2 separate regions of the Homo sapiens genome follow, and region 2 is linked to region 1. Evidence: chromatin loops called from intact Hi-C (ENCODE). Cell type or tissue: PC-9. All regions are shown on one strand. Each heading gives the region's core, and the rest is flanking DNA. Links, peaks and the distances in the headings are about the cores only.

Region 1 (9,031 bases), core at 711-8,710:
GCAAGGGGCGGGAGTACAATGATGTGTAACATCCCGATCTAACAATGCAGACTTTATAATGAATTCTTTCAAGAAGCATCCAAAGTTTCCAAAGCTGAGGGTTAGAGGAAAATGACACTCAGACCTAATTAGAGGAATTCTGCCTCACTTCCCTTTTTTTATACTGACACACTTTACTGAAAATGAAGAGATGCTCATTCAAGGATGCTCACCACTCTGCTTTTCAGAAAGAACCAAGCGTCTCAGTGTAGTCCAGGAATCATCTCTAGCACTAAGAACCTTACTGCAACACTTCCTAGGACATACTATAGGCTCTCACGTGGAAGAAGCTTGCAGCCCATGAGATATTTGAGGTGAAGTAAAGAAGTGGTATCTGGGAACTCTAAGAAGGTGCTGAGGTCTGAAATTCAAAAGTAAAAGTAACTATTGAACCAGTGAATTGCTGCAATGTAGATCCTGGCACACCCCCAGCCCCCAGCCCCGCAAAAAAAAAAAAACAAAAACTGATGATTCAACTCCATGATTCTTCTATTCCACGATAAGAACAATGTCTGATCAATCTCTCAAGGTTCCACCCTTGGCCAAGCCAACAAACTCTCAGCTACATCATTTTCATAGCCACCCACATGGCCTTATTCAGGTACTCTTGCTCACACTATATACAGACATGCTAAATCATATTTGTTCACTTCTCTGTTTAAAATCCTCCAGGGTGTTCAACAGAATGTACTTTGAATAAAATACATATTTTATACTACGAACCTCGCCACCTCTCTGACCTCATTCCTATCACTTCCTCTAATTGCCTGAGTCCAGCCTCCCTGGCCAGTGAGTGCCTAGCTTGCTACTTTTAGAGACAACCCTAGTGCGTCCTCTGATAGGAAGTTCTTTCAGATCTTCACGGGGTTGGCTCTTTCTTGTTACTCAAGAATATCCTTACAGAGGCCTTCCTTGACCACCTCATATAAAATAGCCCAGTCACATGCTGTCTTATCACCCTGTCTTGTTTTCCTAATGGCAAATTTCACTATTGGAAATAATCTTATTCATGTGTTTGTGGATAGCTGATTGTGTTTTCACTCTCTACAAGTTCAATGACAGCAAGGATCTGTGTCTCTTATAGTCACAGTGTCCCCACAGTGTATAACAGTGCCACACACAGAGTAGGCATTCAAACATTTAAGTAAAAATGAATGTAATTAGAATATTGGCATGTAAGTGGATGTCCTGAACATCATGAAAACAAATTATTGCCTGATGTAAATTATACATTATCCCTTCTTACCACTGTGATGGGCTTTAAAAATACCCAGAAATAACATAACAAAATGTCCTTTTTGTCTACTCCTAAATCTTGGCTTCTCTCTGTACTCTATGCCTAAAAAGTTTTATTTTCACTCAATTTAAGTTATTAAGTCATATAAGCGACTTTTTAATCTACCTTTCTAGCCGCAACCCCTCCTTTCCCTGAATTCTGGCCTGCCTATACATATCTCAACAATTCTACTTCAGTTTCTGCCATCATATAAAATTCAGCATATGGAAACCTGAAATTATTAATAGTATCTCTAAGGCAAAATCAGTTTTTCCTTCTGTCTTTAATACTTTCACCAACCATCCTCTGAATACCCATATTTAAAAGCTAAAAATGATCTTGATTATGAAATTCAAGAACTGGAAGAGGGACTGGAGGACAACAAGTAAAGTGGTCTTCAAGTTTTTTTAAAGCTGTGTTAGCCTTTTTTAAAACAAAAGCTTACCAGGAAGTCTGATATGTAAAACAGATGAATTTGCAGTTGTTCTGGGAGTTAAACTGGTAGTCTCTGAAGAAAACTTCAAAAAGAACCACTAATCTGGTCCAAACTTCCTTTTTCTTCTCCCTAACCCCCTTCAACACACACACACACACACACACACACACACACACACACACACACACAGAATTATACAGCGGAAAATGTAAGTCCAGAGAGCTTAAATCTTCTTTGCAGGTAAGAAATAGTAATTCTGCCCAACACAGTTATCACCCAGAACAATGCCTACCACATAGAAATAATTTAGGAGTCAAGGTTCTTAAAGATCGGTGTTACCTCCATGCTTACATGCATCAGAAATGATTATCAGTTATTGCAAAGTGATACATTTCATGCACGGCTTTTATTGGATGACATGAAAAGAAATCTTCAGAGTTTAGAGTAAAACTTACAGCTTCTAATTATAGACATATTTACCCACTTCTAGTGAAAGAAGTCAAACATGAGTCCAGTGAAAAGAATTGTGGCACCGTGAAAAAAGTAAAGTCTCAATTCCATAGCCATCCTAGCCTCACTTTCTATTTCTGAGCATGGTTTTTCAAACTCTCTGGGCCTCATCCTCTTCATCTTTAATATTATTAATGTGTGTGATGACATGCTAAGACTCTTTCAATCCTAAGTCTATGATCTGCTATTACACTATTCTTAAGTATTTTCCTTGAGCTACTGCATCCACAAAGAATCAGTATCACAAGTTAGAGGTAATTTGGAAAAGAACCAATCGTCCTACAAGGATTTCTTGAGTATCTATCACATACCAGGTACTGTGCTGGGCATCTGAAATTCAGAGAAAAAGAAACAAGGGACACTATCTCACCTCAATGAGATAACAGTCCAACAAGGAAGCGCCAAGCAAGTAACCATACAGCACAGAGGTGGACACCGAAAGAGGGGCACTCAGAAGCCTGAGAGGCAGAGGCAGTGGTGAGGGGGCTTCTGAAAATCAGGAAGGCTCTGCTAGGTTGGAGTAGGTGACAACTGACTTTAGATTTGGATGATAAATACGATTTGAGTGCTCAGAAAGAGCTGGAGGAGGTGCTATATGTGGCAAAAGATAAGCACATTTTAAACTGCCTTATACTTTTAAACAAATAATAATAAATCAGCATTTACTGTAATAAAAATACTTTATCAGGCCATCTCACACAGTTCCCAAAGCTTATGAGGAAAAATTTAAGTCAATTTCCTTTTAATAAATATTATTTAACGACTGGAACATTTAGAGAAACATACATAAGCAGGCCGTGGCAGCACGTCACTCAGGGACAATAATCTAACAGGGAATTTCAGACAACCTAGCCTAGACTAAATGCTGGGCAGCACCTGGCAGACAAGGTGGCAAAGCCCCTATAAATAGTGATGATTCACTAACATGACATAAATCAAGATTTTAACTCACCAAAAACTAACATTTTGATTTAAAAACACAAATCAGTGCCATTAAAATTCATCAGCGGCCCCTAGCACATGAGTAATGAGATCATATCAACTTATATCATGTAACTAAAAGGAAAAGGTGGTTTTCTAAATGGTAATTCAGATTGGACAAATAACACACTGTATCAAGTTTTGTAGCTCTAGGCCATATTTTGCTAAACACAAAGGTACATTATGCATGACTAAAGAAAACAGTGAAAATCAGAGCAATTAATTTCCCAGCTATGTTTCCCATAAAAAGACATCACTACTATGATCTGCTTATAACACAAACTTTTTTGCATTGCACAATGATCTAAGTGTGTAATAACTTACATATTTCACTAAGATGTAACATCCTTCAAAACATCCTTATAATGAAAGTTTTCCAAAAACATTATTGATCACCGGCATGTCTCATGTTTTAAAATTACTGACGAATCCTTTACTATTTTCTTTACAGCTAGAAATAATTCTTCTTGATCACTAGAGTGTAAAGGGGTATAAAGTACAAAGACTGAATATTTTCTTAAATACTAACATCCCAGTTGACACAGGACATTTCCCATAACTTGCCCAAAACAATAATTAGGAGAGTTGTCACTGGAATCCTAAAAATATATGTAAGAAAACAGAGATTCGTTGGCATCAATTTAGCACAGCAAGAGATTTCCATTAAGTGCTTTTTCAAATTATTTGCAAACACTTTTTAGCTGAACCCTCTCATTTCCAGTGGAGCCTTTTATGTTTCTTTGCAGAACTCAAGAACCTTTTCTCAGGTGGCTCTGCTTTGCTGCAGGTAAGTTTGGTATTAACACATTTTCTTTATCTGTTGGAGGTAGTGAAACGGCTCTCTTCCTCCGTTGTCTTTCACTGGCACCTTTGTGGCCGCTCGTAGTCACTGACCTCACCTTGCTGGAAAGGTGGCTAAGAAAAGAGCAGTTTCTAATAACTCAAGGGAACTGCAGCGTTTCCATTCAGAACAAACAGCAGGACCCAGCTGGAGGGGTGCAGCTCTAAAGAAGTAAGACCCGCACCACAGCGGACAACTTCCAGAGGCTCTTCTCCAACACCGCCAAACACAGGCGGAAACACGGAGCCTGGACAGAAAGAGGGACGAGCAGAGAGATGGGCGCAGAGAGCAAGAGACAGGGGAGCCAGGAAGACCGGGAGCGAAAGCCTCTTGAGAGAGAGAGAGAGACCAAAAGATTGTGCGAAAGTGACAGAGGGAAGAGGATGAAGGGACAGAGGAGGGACACACTGGGAGAGCCAGAGCAGGCGGTGGGGAGAGGGAGACAGACGCACGGAAGGAAAGAGAGACCGGGGGGAGAGGCAAAGGATAGCAATAAGGAGAGGAAGGGAGAAAGGAAGAAAAGGGAGAGAATGAAAGACCCAGAACTTGAGAGAGAGGCATAGAGAGAGAGAAGCAGGAGAGAGAGGAGAAGAGACAGGCAACTGAAGCAGAGACGGAGCCCAGTCCAAGGCGCCGGGACCAGCCCGCTGCGCACTTTCCCCCACGGCAAGGCTGGGTCTCGGGAGGCGTCCGGGGCAGGTGGGTGCCTGCGGGTCCCGCCTGGGCTGGCCCTGGGCCCCCGCCCCGCCGGGCTCCCTCCCATTTCCCGGATTCCGCGACTGCCCTCAGCTCGCCCTCCCGCCCCATCCCTCCGCTCGCAGGTCCGACTCCCTGCCTTGGGGCGTCCCTACAGCCCGAAGCACGTGTCCCGCCCGCCGCCGCCGCTGCCCCGACTCCTCGCCTGCGCAGGCACGAGGCCTCGGGGTCCCGGCAGAGCCGCCCGCGCACAAAGCCGAGGCGGCCACCGCCTGACCCCCTCCCCGCCGCCGCCACCGCCCCACGGCCGCGCAGCCCGCCCTCGCTCTCGCCCTCTCCCTCGCGCGCTCCGTCCTGCCTAGGGCGACCGCCGCCCAGCTCCGCACCCAGCCGCTACCCGTCCCGCGCCGCCCCTCGCTCTGCCCGGCTCTCGCCGGCTCGGCCGCCTCCCGCGCGCTCGGGAACTCGGCCACCCGCAGGGGACGGGGCCCCGCCGCGCGCGCCTTACCCGCGGCTGCGCTCCCGGCTCCCGCGTCCTCAGCGCCGCGGTCTCCGCACTGCCCGGCGTCCCGCGAGGCCCCGCCGACTCCGCGCCCCGCGCCCGGCTGCGCCGTCAACTTCTGGCCGCCGCGGCCGCTCCGCCGCCGCCGCCGCCGCCACCGCGGGACTTTTTTTTTTTTTTTTTTTTTTTTTCCCTCTCGCTCCTCGGCTGCCTCTGGAATTTTTTTTTTTCACTTGCCCTCTCCAGCTCCCACTAGTGATTGGAGACTGAGAGCCAAGTACTTAGCGGAGGGATTACACTTCTCAACGCACTTGGAGCGGCCCCAGCGCCGCCGCCTGTGTGCGGAGTGCGGAGCCGACTTGGGGAGCGGCGGGGTGCGGGCCGGAGGCAGCCCGGGTACAGGGGTGCGCTTCCCAAGCCCCGTCCGCTGCTCAGAGCATCCCCAAGATTTCCCTCATGGGTCCTGTCCTGGTTGTTTAAGAAGGTTTCCAGAAAACCTCCTGGTTTGAAGAACAAAGATTCGTGGAATTATTGTACCTTGAGAGCTGGAAAGGGCTCGCAGAGATGATATAATGTCGTGGATTTCAACTTTTCGGGGCCATAGACACTTTTCAGAAATTGATAAAACGTTGACACACCTTGTAAAAAATGAACACATTAAAATTAAGCCTGCAGTTTGAGGTGGGGGTTTTAAGAATCTTGAAATATATACAGTTGAGCGTCCAAGGGAAATGAAATATTTCCCTTCTACATATTTTTTGAAACCGTTAAACGAAAACAACCACCAAAAAATTAAAAATAAAAAAATAAAACCCAAAAGAGAAAACCCATTCCATTTGTATTTGATGACAGTTTACAGTTAGTCGTGTTTCTTTTGGAAAAGTATGTAACGTCTTATACTTTGTGGTCTCCTTGCTAAGTCTTTAAGTGTTGAAACACTTTCTAAGTGGGTAAATATAAAGTAAGCTAGTTCACAGTCAGAAATTTGGGGAGAATAGTTAACCTCTTTAAAATCAGCCATTTTGCCAACTCTATTTCCCAGGGAGATATCTCGTGACTTCCAAATACTCTTTTCCTTTCAATACCTTTCAGCTTCCCACTCTCCAGCATTACTTATTTTCTCCTTCTGTAAAATTTTTTTCCTCCAAAATATTGACAAACAGTCTCTGGTCACCACCAAGTGTGTGATCTAAGTCATTTTTTTTTTTAACAGTTTTTCACCCTGAAGTAACTTTCTTCCAATTTTCTTCATATCTATTTCTATATTCAATTCTTAGCCTACTATTTTCTTTCAACTACTCCCTTTTCTTAAATTGTTTCTATTAAATCTTTTTTAAACATTAAATGTAATCTTTTTGCACTTATCAATAAAAAATTCATTTGTGTATCAATTTATTTTATGCAGCTTGCACTTAAAGCAGGCGGTGCCCCCAGTGTTTATTGAGTGTATGAAGATGTGGTCATGTTTTTTCTATAAAAGCAATGTTAGAGTCTCCACAAAGGTCTTTTTGCCCCATGATATATCTGCATTGTGATTTCTAATGCCAAACTGGAAGAAGAAAGGTATCTGAAAGAAAATTTCCAAAACAAGTGAAATTAGTCATTGACATCATCTGACCTTCCTTATTCAACCACTGTTCCAGTCCCCAGTACCAGTACTCATCCTCTTGCCCCAAGAATTCCAAGATAAAATCCATTCATTTTACTCTCATCCCAATTCTTCTCTGATACCCTCACTCCCACCCCTTCCCTTTTCCACCTCCTTTCTTTCAAAACAATAAAGCATATGACTACCTAAATTACCTTCTACCTGGTCCTCAATCCAATTTTTCATCATCTCCATCCTCATATTAACTAAGTGTTTTGTGGGGAGAAGGGGGCTTGAAGACACGGAAATTATAACTTCTACACCATTAAAATAAAAGACAAAGCAAGGAATTATGAGCTATTATGTAATTAACTAAAAATAATAAATTATCGAAAATGAAATGTGAGTTTAGAAATATGAGTTTTAAATATTGAAAATAAGATACCAAATTATAATTCATTACAGAGCTTATGATTGTATACATAGAAAAGCTTAGAGAATTTACTGGAAATCCATAGAACTAAAAATGTAATGTGTTGATCATTGTCAATATCTCATCAACATTAAGCAAGTTTAAAGAGGAAAGAAACCTGATTGAATCTATCCTTTCTACTGTGTGAATTACTGATAATTTGTATTTGACAGCTGTATAATCTCCCTTAGAATTGGAGCACTCATAAACTGCAGTGAAATAAAGCAGACATTATGCAGAATGTTTTGGAGCTAGTGGTATTGTCACCTGTATCTTTTCAGAAGTTGCACTAAGGATTATCTTTCCTTGGCTTAACTCCTCCATTCAGCAAATATCCTTCAGAGAATCTGCTGGGTATAAGATACTGATTCAGGGAATACAGGCATCTCTGGATAGAGAAGACACAGATTCCACTTCAATCAACTTGCAGACAAGGAGACAGATTTTTTTAAATACCTTGTTTAAATATATTTTTTAAAATTCCAAATCAGAGAACAAAGGAAATTCCTGTAGGTCTTTGGGATGAAAAAAAAAAAGCACTCCAGGTGGGAGAAAATGGGGTACAGGGGAAACTGTGTTTGAGGTGGGCCTTAGATGGTAACATTTCTGTAAGCAGGAATGGGGAGCCTTGGAAAGAAGCTATTCAAAAATCAACATTTTTGAGTGCCTATGACAAACCAAGTCCTGGTATTTGAGAGGCAAACTCTGTCCATTCCTTCTTGAAACTCATAATACAGAAGAAACAAGATACTTAAAAAATATATAGAACTTTCTATGAGAAGTGCATTAATGCATGAACACACAATTTTTGGAGCATAGAAAAATGAACTATTCTGCCTAGAAATCTCAGGAAAACCTTCCTAGAGTAGTCACATTTCATAAGGGTCCTGAAGGATCTTTAGAGATCAAAGCGGGGCTAGAAAGAGAATAAACATCCTAAGCAAGGAGAACCCTATGAAAAAGCATGGCGTGTTTAGAGAACAGCTGGTATCTCAGTGCTGCTATCCAAGTGATGAGGAGAAGGTGCAGCAGATGACTCTCTTAGGCTAAGCAGGGTTCAGAAATAACCTTCTCAAACATACTAATGAAATTGATTTTTTCCTTATTAGGTAATGGAGAAGCACTGGAGATTTGTAAGCCACGGAGTCAAATGGTGGACTGGGATTTTCAGGAGATCATTTAGAGGTACCTGGAGAGGGAGAAATGAAAGCACAAAACTAATTAAGGGTCTGTCATTGAAAGAAGGAATACTTGAACCAAGACAATGGTGTAACTACCAAGACAGCAGACTCAAAAGACACTTCCTATATTGCTAACTGTAGCCTTGGATTTTGGTGCCTTTAAAGGCCATAGGAGCCAGATGTGGTGGCATATGCATGTAGTCACAGATACTCAGAGGCAGAGGTGGGAGGATCCCTTGAGTTCAAGACCAGCCTGAGCAACATAGTGAGACCCCCACATGCCCACACCATATCTAAATAAATAAATAAGTAAATAGAGACCACTGGGGGGAGAAGAATAGAAAGGAGGGGCTTCATTGGGTGCATGACAAATTTTAGCAAAAGCAAGATTTTTTTCCCCTCTGCTTCTACATAAGGAAACCAGGGCAGTGTATATAGGACTCTCAAACACTTGCAGGCATATTTCCCATTAAGAAAGACATTTGCCCAGGCCCACTGGAATTGAACTA
Region 2 (9,031 bases), core at 544-8,543, 180 kb before region 1:
ATATTATCACAGACCCCACACTGTCAAGAACTATTAAATTTTATATTAAAGATTATTGAAGACTTTAATTATCCTGATTTTAACTTACAGTGTTGGATTACTGCTTAACTACAGAAGCTTTAAAATTAATTCTAGAGCAAAGAAGAAATGTGGAGAAAATTTAAATTTGCAGGTGTAGCTTTTTTTTTAATTACATACAGAATCTCCATAGGAATGTATCAATTTAAGTACTTGGTTCTATCATCAGTTTCCTTCATCCTTTGCTGAAAGTTGGTGATTCCCATTTAGGATGTCAGAGCCCTAAAAACATTTTTATTTGTCAAATGGCAGAAGGGACATAGAGGCTCGGAGTTCAGATCATGGAATCAGAGTATCTGGGATCTTTTTTCTTTTATTTGTTTATTTTTTAAAGAGACAGGGTCTCATTCTGTTGCCCAGGCTGGCATACAGTGGCTGCATCACAGCTCACTGCAACCTTGAACTCCTGGGCTCAAGTGATCCTCCTGCCTCAGCCTCTCAAGTAGCTAGGACTACAGGCATGTGCCCCCACACATGGCTAATTAAAAAAATAAATAAATTGTAGACACAGGGTCTGGCAGTGTTGCCCAGGCTGATATCTGGGATCTTAAGGAAGGCTCCCAAATCTCTTTTTGCCCTAGTTTCTCTTCCATATAGGGTTGTTGAAGAAATAGAGGATAGTGGAAACTATAATGTGCTTTTTAAAGGATTTGGTATACAGTAGATGTAAGCTATTATTACAGTTTTCTGTGGTCTGACAATCCAAAGCATCTTGAGGCCTCTAATTCTCTACTTCTGAAAAGCTATCAATTCAACATGCTTCAACAACAAAATCCAAGGACCAGATAGGAACTTTTAAACATCTAAGTGATTCTGGACCAAAAACGGAGTATAAGCACTTTTTTTTTTTAGACACAGTCTCGCTCTGTGACCCAGTGGGGAGTGCAGTGGTACAACCTCAGCTCACTGCAACCTCTGCCTCCTGGGCTCAAGTGATTCTCCTGCCTCAGCCTCCCAAGTAGCTGGGATTACAGGTGTGCACCACCACACCCAGCTATTTTTTGTATTTTTAGTGGAGACAGGGCTTCACCATACTGGCCAGGCTGGTCTCAAACTCCTCACCTTGTTATCTGCCCGCCTCAGACTCCCAAGCACTTCTTATTTCTCCCACTAGTACAGTTAAAAACCATGGACACCATATACAAAACACACATAAGAGGACTATGAAGAGTGGAGAGGAGATGACTAGCTAGAGATCTCAGAACCCCAGGGAACAACATGGCCATGAGTTCCCTAAATTTTCTTTCTGTCTCATGTACCCCAGATAGAATCAGCACAATGCATACCTCAACTTTCATTCAGTGTTCTATTTTCCTTGATTTTATTTTTGGTGCTTTACAAATTAAAATGATCAACATCTGCCTTTACACTAAACCTATATGAAATATCTAGGATTTACTGAAAATAAGATAGGTAAAATAAGCATATGAGGACTCATTTATCCCATAGCCACTACTTTGTCATGGCTCAAACCATAGTGCCACTTCCAATCTCACTCCCTCACTATCCCAACTAAGCTCTTACCTAGTTTATGATTGCTATCCGATAACTGAAACTTAAGAATTGCCCTTCCCTCTCCTGCAGTGTGTATGGATTGTGTGTGTCTGTGTGTGTGTGTGTGTGTCTGTGTGTGTGTTTATACATATACATAAAATTTAAAAAACAAAAATCCATTTGTATATTCTGCAATATGTTGTAGTCTGTCATTATTTCATGTATTTAAGTCTTGCCCGTCAGATAAAATCTCAACCCTAAACAGAATAAGGAACAAAATCATATTCTTTTAATTTTTTTCCACTATGAATAGCAGGGTGCTAAACACGTAGAGCAGGAGTCAGTTTATTTATTCAATGCATGACAATTAAATCCCTACCTGTTAATGTGCTGAGGGATGAGGATTAAGAGAAAAACAGAAGGCAGTGTCTGTCCATAAAGGGTTTGTGGATGTGAGAAAGCCATGTAAACAAACATTTTAAGGGGTATACTGAGAATCAAAATGGAGATGTATTCAAGGCATTAATACGGGAAGACAGAGGAAGTGCCTAACTCTGCCAGGGAAAACATCACAGAAAAAAGATACAGGTCATTTAAATAGAATCGTGAAGGATAAAAAATTCCCAATCAAGAGAAGAGGTAGGAATGGCATTCAACTAACAGAGAACAGCAAGTGCAAACAAAATGATGAATGAGTGAGCAGGCCAGTACAATGAGGGACTATAAAAAATGCATAGGCTGTAAGTACAGGTATAGAAAGGGTGGTGACAAGTAACAAGGCTAGAATGGCAGCAAGGACTTAATGAAGCTGGAGGACGCTACATGCCACAAGACACATTCCTCCAGTCCTGGAGGCACTGGGGGTCACTGCAGAGACAGTGATAGGCTCGGATATCCATTCTGCTGATGAAATGGTAGACAGTTTGGAAGGGGAAAAAAATGAACAGATGTTAACAAACTATTTTAGAGTCTGAGAAACAGTGAGGATCTGCGCTAAGGGACACAGAGAAGAGAACTGTGCTAATTTCAAGCCTAAGTACAGATGAAAACAAATGGAGTGAGAAGAGAAGAGAGCCAAGGGAAGGACTGAGCAACATCAACATTTAACATAAAGCTCTACTGAAAGGCAAACCCATTCTTAGTTTGGAAATAAACTAAATATTTTTTCTATCTTTAAAACTGTAGTTCTCAAAGTATCAACAAGAAGAAACAGATCAAGATAAATATTTTAAAGCCTACACTGGAAACTCTTTATCTATCCAATAATCTCCCAATGTCTTTCAAACACTACGTGTTCAAAAATAAATAAATTCCATCTCCCTTGCAGCCCACTCCCCTCACCCCCAACAACAACAACAACAAAAAACCTGTCAAAGCAAAGAAGCTGCAAACATACCTGTTCATCAGGCTTTCTTTCGACAATGGGTACAAAAATTCATTTGAAAGCAGTAAATAGTCTACAGTCACTCATCCTATTTGGCCACTACACCATTTGACTTCTTCCCTTCTCTAGTTGCTCCTGTCTGTCCCACGAAATTCAAATTACTGGTCTTACACCTTTGGTTAGACATATGGCAAACTGCCTCTGTATAACTTGGCATAAAAAATCATTTTATGATTTTTCCTTTAACATTAATGATTTAATTTCTGTGAGGTATACTATCATAGCAAATTCAACTTGATTTAGAGCTCCACAGCATGAATACCACGGTCAGATAAACATGCTGCTGCTATTTGTAGCACAAAATGTTCCAATAGAAGCACTCTTTTCTGACTTTATCGTTTATACAAGGCACATCACTTCAAGTACACCCACTGACTTTACCACTGTGAAACCTATAAAATACAAAAATAACAATAATACAGGAAAAAAAATTAATCCAAGGCTTACATTATAGTCTAACAACAAAAAAATGCACACAAAATCTAAACTTTTCACTCCTCTGTTAGAGGCAACATAACTTTAGAAAGATAAGGCATTTTCCCCTGAAATCATATGCCCATATATATTTTATTTTGTTCTCCCCGCTAACATTTTCTGAGCATCTATGATGTCCCAGGCATTCTGCCTATACTGAGATGAATATGAATCTTGTATATTCTTTCAGGTAAAGTGGCTGGCAATAACTGAATGAAATCAGCATCTACCCAAAGGCTACCATATCACCATTTAGTTCTCAGCTCTAAGATTACCTCTCTGAAAGCCATGCCCTAAATATTTCTGCTAATACACCACCTCACACACATACAAGTCACTCTCTGTCCTTTTACTCTGTTTCATTTTTTTGTAGAACCATCAGCCTTGTCTTGATTTTCTTTCATTACTCTGTGTGTTTACTTTAAGTGTGACTTCCACTACTGAAAGGCAAGCTGTAGGAGGGATGGAAAATGCCCGTCTTGTTCACCACTTTATCAACGGTGCCTAGAAGGGTGCCTGGCATGTGCACAACACATATTTGGTGGTCTAATGAGTGCTTCCAAGTTCACAAATTACCAAAATATTAAAACTTTGTTTTATATGAAATCGTAATAGGGGTTTATTTGGTACCTCCATGAGTTCACAAGATCCAGAGACATATATATTCCATAAATTGACAGGCTAATAGAAAGAGATTTACTCAATTTAGTTTCTATCTAGTGCCATAAATTCAGTGGAAGTCAAATGCAAACTGCCCTTGAAGCATATTTAAGCTGTCTTTAAAATGGAGAAGCAAGAAAAGGAATACAAGAGGAAACAAAATTAATTTACTTGCTGAAAGAAGTATGAATACCATAGTTAGGAATTCATAATGCAAACAGTTTCAAAATGTCATTCAAGTTTCAAGTTCATATTTTTTTTCTATGACTTAGTGTAGTTATGAAAACACACTACACACTATTATATTAAAATATACAAAGTAGAAACTTGTATTCTGTAATAATTGGGATCCTCTGGAGGTGAGCAGCATATTCATATTTGGATTAAATAATGTGAAAGTTTCATTTGGTACTACTATAAAATATGAAAAAAGAAAACTAAAACAAAAAAACAAAAAGGCACACAGAATCTTGAAGTATCATGCTTCCAAAAACATGATGGAATAAAATTCCACTTTTAAAACCTATTTTGCAGGGGGAAAAAACTATTAATTCCATGTTGATACAGAAAGCACACAAAAGTTGCATTTTCTCTACTTTGGATCTCAGACTCTCAGTTCCATAAGTATAGCCCATTGTATGCAATTCCCAGGTCAGGGGTGCAGTAGACAAATTAATTAGTCTATTAAGTCTCAGTCGTATCCTGGCACTGATGTTTAGGTTAGCACCTTCGGCAACAAGTTTCTAACGCTTAACTATGCTGCCATTTGTTCCTGAGAGAAATTAGGAATGAAGGAGGAGAAAAAAAAAAAAAAAAAACCATAGCTGGGAAAAGTTCCCACTGACCTAAAGGCAGAAACATGCACGTGAGTCAGCGGTAGATTGGTGTATACATAAAAAGGAGAAAAACTCCAGTTGATTAGTTCTTGCTATTTCAAGTGATTAGGAGAAAAATAAATGGTTTCTTATCTAAGGGAAATTTAAATAGCATTTAACACTCTACAAAATCAACCTTAAAAAGATGATAGTTTGCTATGACTTAGCACTAAAGAGAAGCCCATGATTTCATATGATGAATCTCTGAAGTATTTCATGGGAAGATTGAACACTTGACTAAATATTCGTGGATGCTACAAATAACTGAAATGAACCAAATCACATATTTCCAAAAACAAACACATGTGCACTCATGCACATATGCACAGAGAAAGAGACTATCAGTTATTGTTCACCTTGAGCCATCAGCTACTGCAGGGTGTATCTAAAACAACCACATACCATACATAGTTGGAAATACAACAGAGCCAAGTTTGTTGACTGTCATACAACGCAACGGAATACCTATGTACTGTGTAGGCATTTTCTTTTCTCTTAAACTTTTCGTTTTCTTTTGTTCAGTGAGGTCATGGTACAGTGAAATGTTTTTACAGCATCACTGACCCAGAAGTGTGCAAAGGATTAGGCTCTAACAACTGTTTTACACGTAATAATTGGGTGTTGAGATTGTCTCAAATATCTCTGAGAACAGTAATGAGAAATGAATAACAGGATAAAGAATAACTCAGTTTACAATGACAGTCTGTCATAACAAATATCTGTTACATATTGGTCAACCATACTATGTTAGAACCCTGATACACCTTTACTAAAGTGATGTTAAACACCAGGCCATTTAGAATCCATCCAGCATGCTGGATTACTGAAAAACAATTGCAGTAGATATGTCTTATAGTTTCTCCAGACAATCCTATTGTCTGGGCTCTATAAAAGCTTGAGTTTGTCTCATTTCCCCCAGACTCAATGCCATTAAATTGAGGATTATGCAAACATAACTACATTTCTTAGAATTTTTCTTCAGGAAATAATCGGAAATACTGAGATATTAAAGTATTAAGGAGGTCAAAAGATAATGATTTAATATTATGTATAATAGTAAAAACTGAAACAATGAAAATGTACAACAATAAGGAAAAAGTTAAATAAACTATGATATAATGGAATAAGAAGTCGTTAAGTGCCATGTTTTCAAGGAACAGTTAATAGGACATAAAATCCCTAGATTATGGCAGGCAAACAATGAAGAATTGTTAAATGAATGAAATAAAAATGCAGCTTACAACTTTATGAATAGCTTAATTCTAATACATACGAATATTATATAAAAAGCATTATATATACATCTTTTATATATAATATGCACACTCAAAGAAAAAGAAAGATACACCAGATGCTGACAGAGGTTATCTTTGGGTAGTGGAACAAAACACGATTCTTACTATACACACATATTACTTTTACAATTAGAAATGAAGCTATTGTAGCTACTATAGCAGTTTGAGTCAAGTAAGGTCATTAACAAAGATGATGATCCTGACAGAATACAGGATGAATCAGAACTTTCTGAGTGATATTCTCATCAAACAGTTGATATAACCGTCAGACCTAGCCAAGTCCAGCAAATCCTGATACCCTCCAACACTATCTTTCCTCCAGGCATAATTAATCCCTGTTATTAAATTACTGTTTCTTATTATTATGTATATTAATGTAATGTCTATTTATCTGTGTGATGTGTTGTAAAATGCCAATTTTTTTATGGCTCTGGAATTCATCCTCTAAGGCCAAAAAAGGGGTGTATGTGGGTATGTATTTGACAAACTCATTTATTTATGACAAACTGCCCTAAACCTGTTTCACATATGGCAATGGATATTTTTACAAGCTCTGCTAAAGAGAATCTCATCCTTCAAATTGACAGTTATAGTTTCTCCAAAAAAATATCATTTTGCAAGTTTTTTAAAATAGCATTTTGAATCAACATTGCCAACTTTTTTAAAGTGTTTCAAAAGATGCAGTTACTCCCTAAACTAAGAATAGTGATATCTGTTTCTTAAGATCCAAATTATTTTATGGGCAAAGTCCATTCCAGCCTATCACTTACAGATACCTTTTTATATCATCATCTATGTCACCCAAAGGTATCCCCATGTGTAGTTTTTCTTCAACTGTCATGACATTAAAGTAAATGGAACTCCTCTGTGATCTATTTGTGTGGTTACTATGGCAGTCACTTGAATTTTGCACTTGGGATAACCCTATTTGGGGCAGGGGAGAAAAGTAAGGAACCAAAAGAATGGAAGAAGAAGTTAGGGCAATGGTCAGCACCTTTAAACACTTACTTTTTATTTGGAACAGCCTTTGGCCAAAATCTATAAAATTCTGACCTGACTTTTTGGCTTCCTGGCATGAAAGTCCTTAGTATTGTGATGCGAACACCATGACAGTGGAAAGAACATCAACCTTTTCCCTTGCTCTTAAGAATCATTAAACTTCTGCTTCTCGCCATCCCCCAAATTTCCACCTCACACTCCCCCACCAACCCTAGTCAGGCCCTGGTTCACAGGTTCTATTGACCAGACAATGGAAACGCCACATGGTGACTGAACGGCTCTGATGGAAAACAGATGAGACAGGGTACTCTGCTTGCCCAGCATTTTTAAGCATGCAGCCCTCCCTTGCTGTCTTTGAGGATATCACTGTAGGTGACACGTGAAGACAGTTAGGGAACGAAATCTGAACACTTTCTATTTTCACGGGTTTTCTTAATTTTTTCAAAGTATTTTCACTCTAAATATGATATCCTAAAAAAGGAAAAGAAAACAAAACAAAACACACTCCAGTAGGTAACAGATAAAAGCAGCTGATATAATTGAAGAGTAGAAGCTGCAGGCAGAGGCTGCAGAGCTTCACTGAGAGCCTGCCCACCTACTCTTCAGCTTCCCCCAAAGCTCCCTATGACCCCTGAAATTCTAGGGCCCTGAGGAACATGACTTGAAAACCACTTAAAAAGATCCTGTCCTTTCAATCACAGAGTTAATATTCACAATGTTGATTATTTCCAGCAACATAAAAGTCCACGACGTGTATAACATTTGTAACTTTAAAAGTCTAAAGGAGTCACTAAATTTTTTGACAATATTTTGCTCTATTATTATGAGTAAAATTGTGTCACAATAGGATTTAAAAATCCTAGGGGTTCATAAAAATAACAGGCCCAAGTTTTTAAAAATGCATTTGTCCTCCTAAATTATTTTCAATAGAGGAGGAGAAAACTGTATTTTTTATAGCTAGCTGTAAGTGAATTAGCTACCAAGCATAAAGTCAGAGGCCAGAATCACGCAAAACCCTATTCAATAGTAGAAACTGTTATAGTAGTTTCAGAAAGGAAAAGAAAATTAAGCAATGGTCCTCATGCCACTTAGCCAGCCAAAGAGATGTCCAGAAACTTAATATATCCTGCCTTATTTTTTTTTCTTAGTCCTCATAAAACTGACAAAACAAAAGATGGGGTAAAGTTTTAAATAGTCAATAAAAATGTTTTGTAAAGTGCTCTGGATATTTTTAGTGTCACAATAAGGCCTCATTTCAAAGAAACATGGTTGGATGCCTTGAAAATTTTTGCATATTTCTATGATATATCTTCAAGAGATAGTCACTTGAGATAAACATTTAATTACTTCCTACTTGAAAACAAGAGTTTTAATAGCTCATTCCACACTATATTGTAATTGTCTGTTGATGGCTTTTTAAAAGTATTGGTACTTGTAAACTTCTCACTAGGCAGTGAGTTCCTTGAAAGTAGGTTGTAGGTTTTATTCATCCTAGTTTGGTTATTCATTAATCCATTCAACATTCCCATTGTATACCTACTAGCCCTATACTAAATCCTTATTAGTAGTTAAGTATACACAGAAAAAAGTCACAGTTCCTACCCATAAATTCTAAAAGTGTAGTGAATAAGAAAGCAAATGATTGCAATACAGTGTCTTAGAGTCCAACACTGTGTCACAGGAGCACAAAGAAGTGACAGAGAGCTCACCTG

The links. Hi-C counts contacts between places; a loop is a spot of excess contacts. Peaks named below come from ENCODE experiments on the same cell type or tissue, not always from the same donor. Only the 100,000 strongest peaks of a DNase experiment are listed, where the experiment ranks them.
Region 2: a loop joins it to region 1, with 2.9 times the contacts of the local background. A loop is called at or near these places in 5 of 110 quality-filtered maps.

The regions. Positions count from the first base shown.
Region 1 is chr4:94,754,325-94,763,355 of GRCh38, reverse strand. BMPR1B (bone morphogenetic protein receptor type 1B) reads right to left here and starts at 5,401. Exons shown (of 13, transcript NM_001203.3): 1 at 5,288-5,401. BMPR1B-DT (BMPR1B divergent transcript) reads left to right here and starts at 5,823. Exons shown (of 3, transcript NR_121610.1): 1 at 5,823-5,962; 2 at 8,451-8,526. In PC-9, for the core only: a CTCF peak has its summit at 5,570; no DNase peak of the experiment used is centred there; H3K4me3 peaks cover 1,822 bases; H3K27me3 peaks cover 1,100 bases.
Region 2 is chr4:94,930,391-94,939,421 of GRCh38, reverse strand. The region is part of intron 2 of BMPR1B (bone morphogenetic protein receptor type 1B); the gene reads right to left. Among named protein-coding and RNA genes, the nearest start is that of BMPR1B, 180 kb to the right of the region's middle. In PC-9, for the core only: no CTCF peak of the experiment used is centred there; a DNase peak (open chromatin) is centred at 4,341; H3K27ac peaks cover 1,129 bases.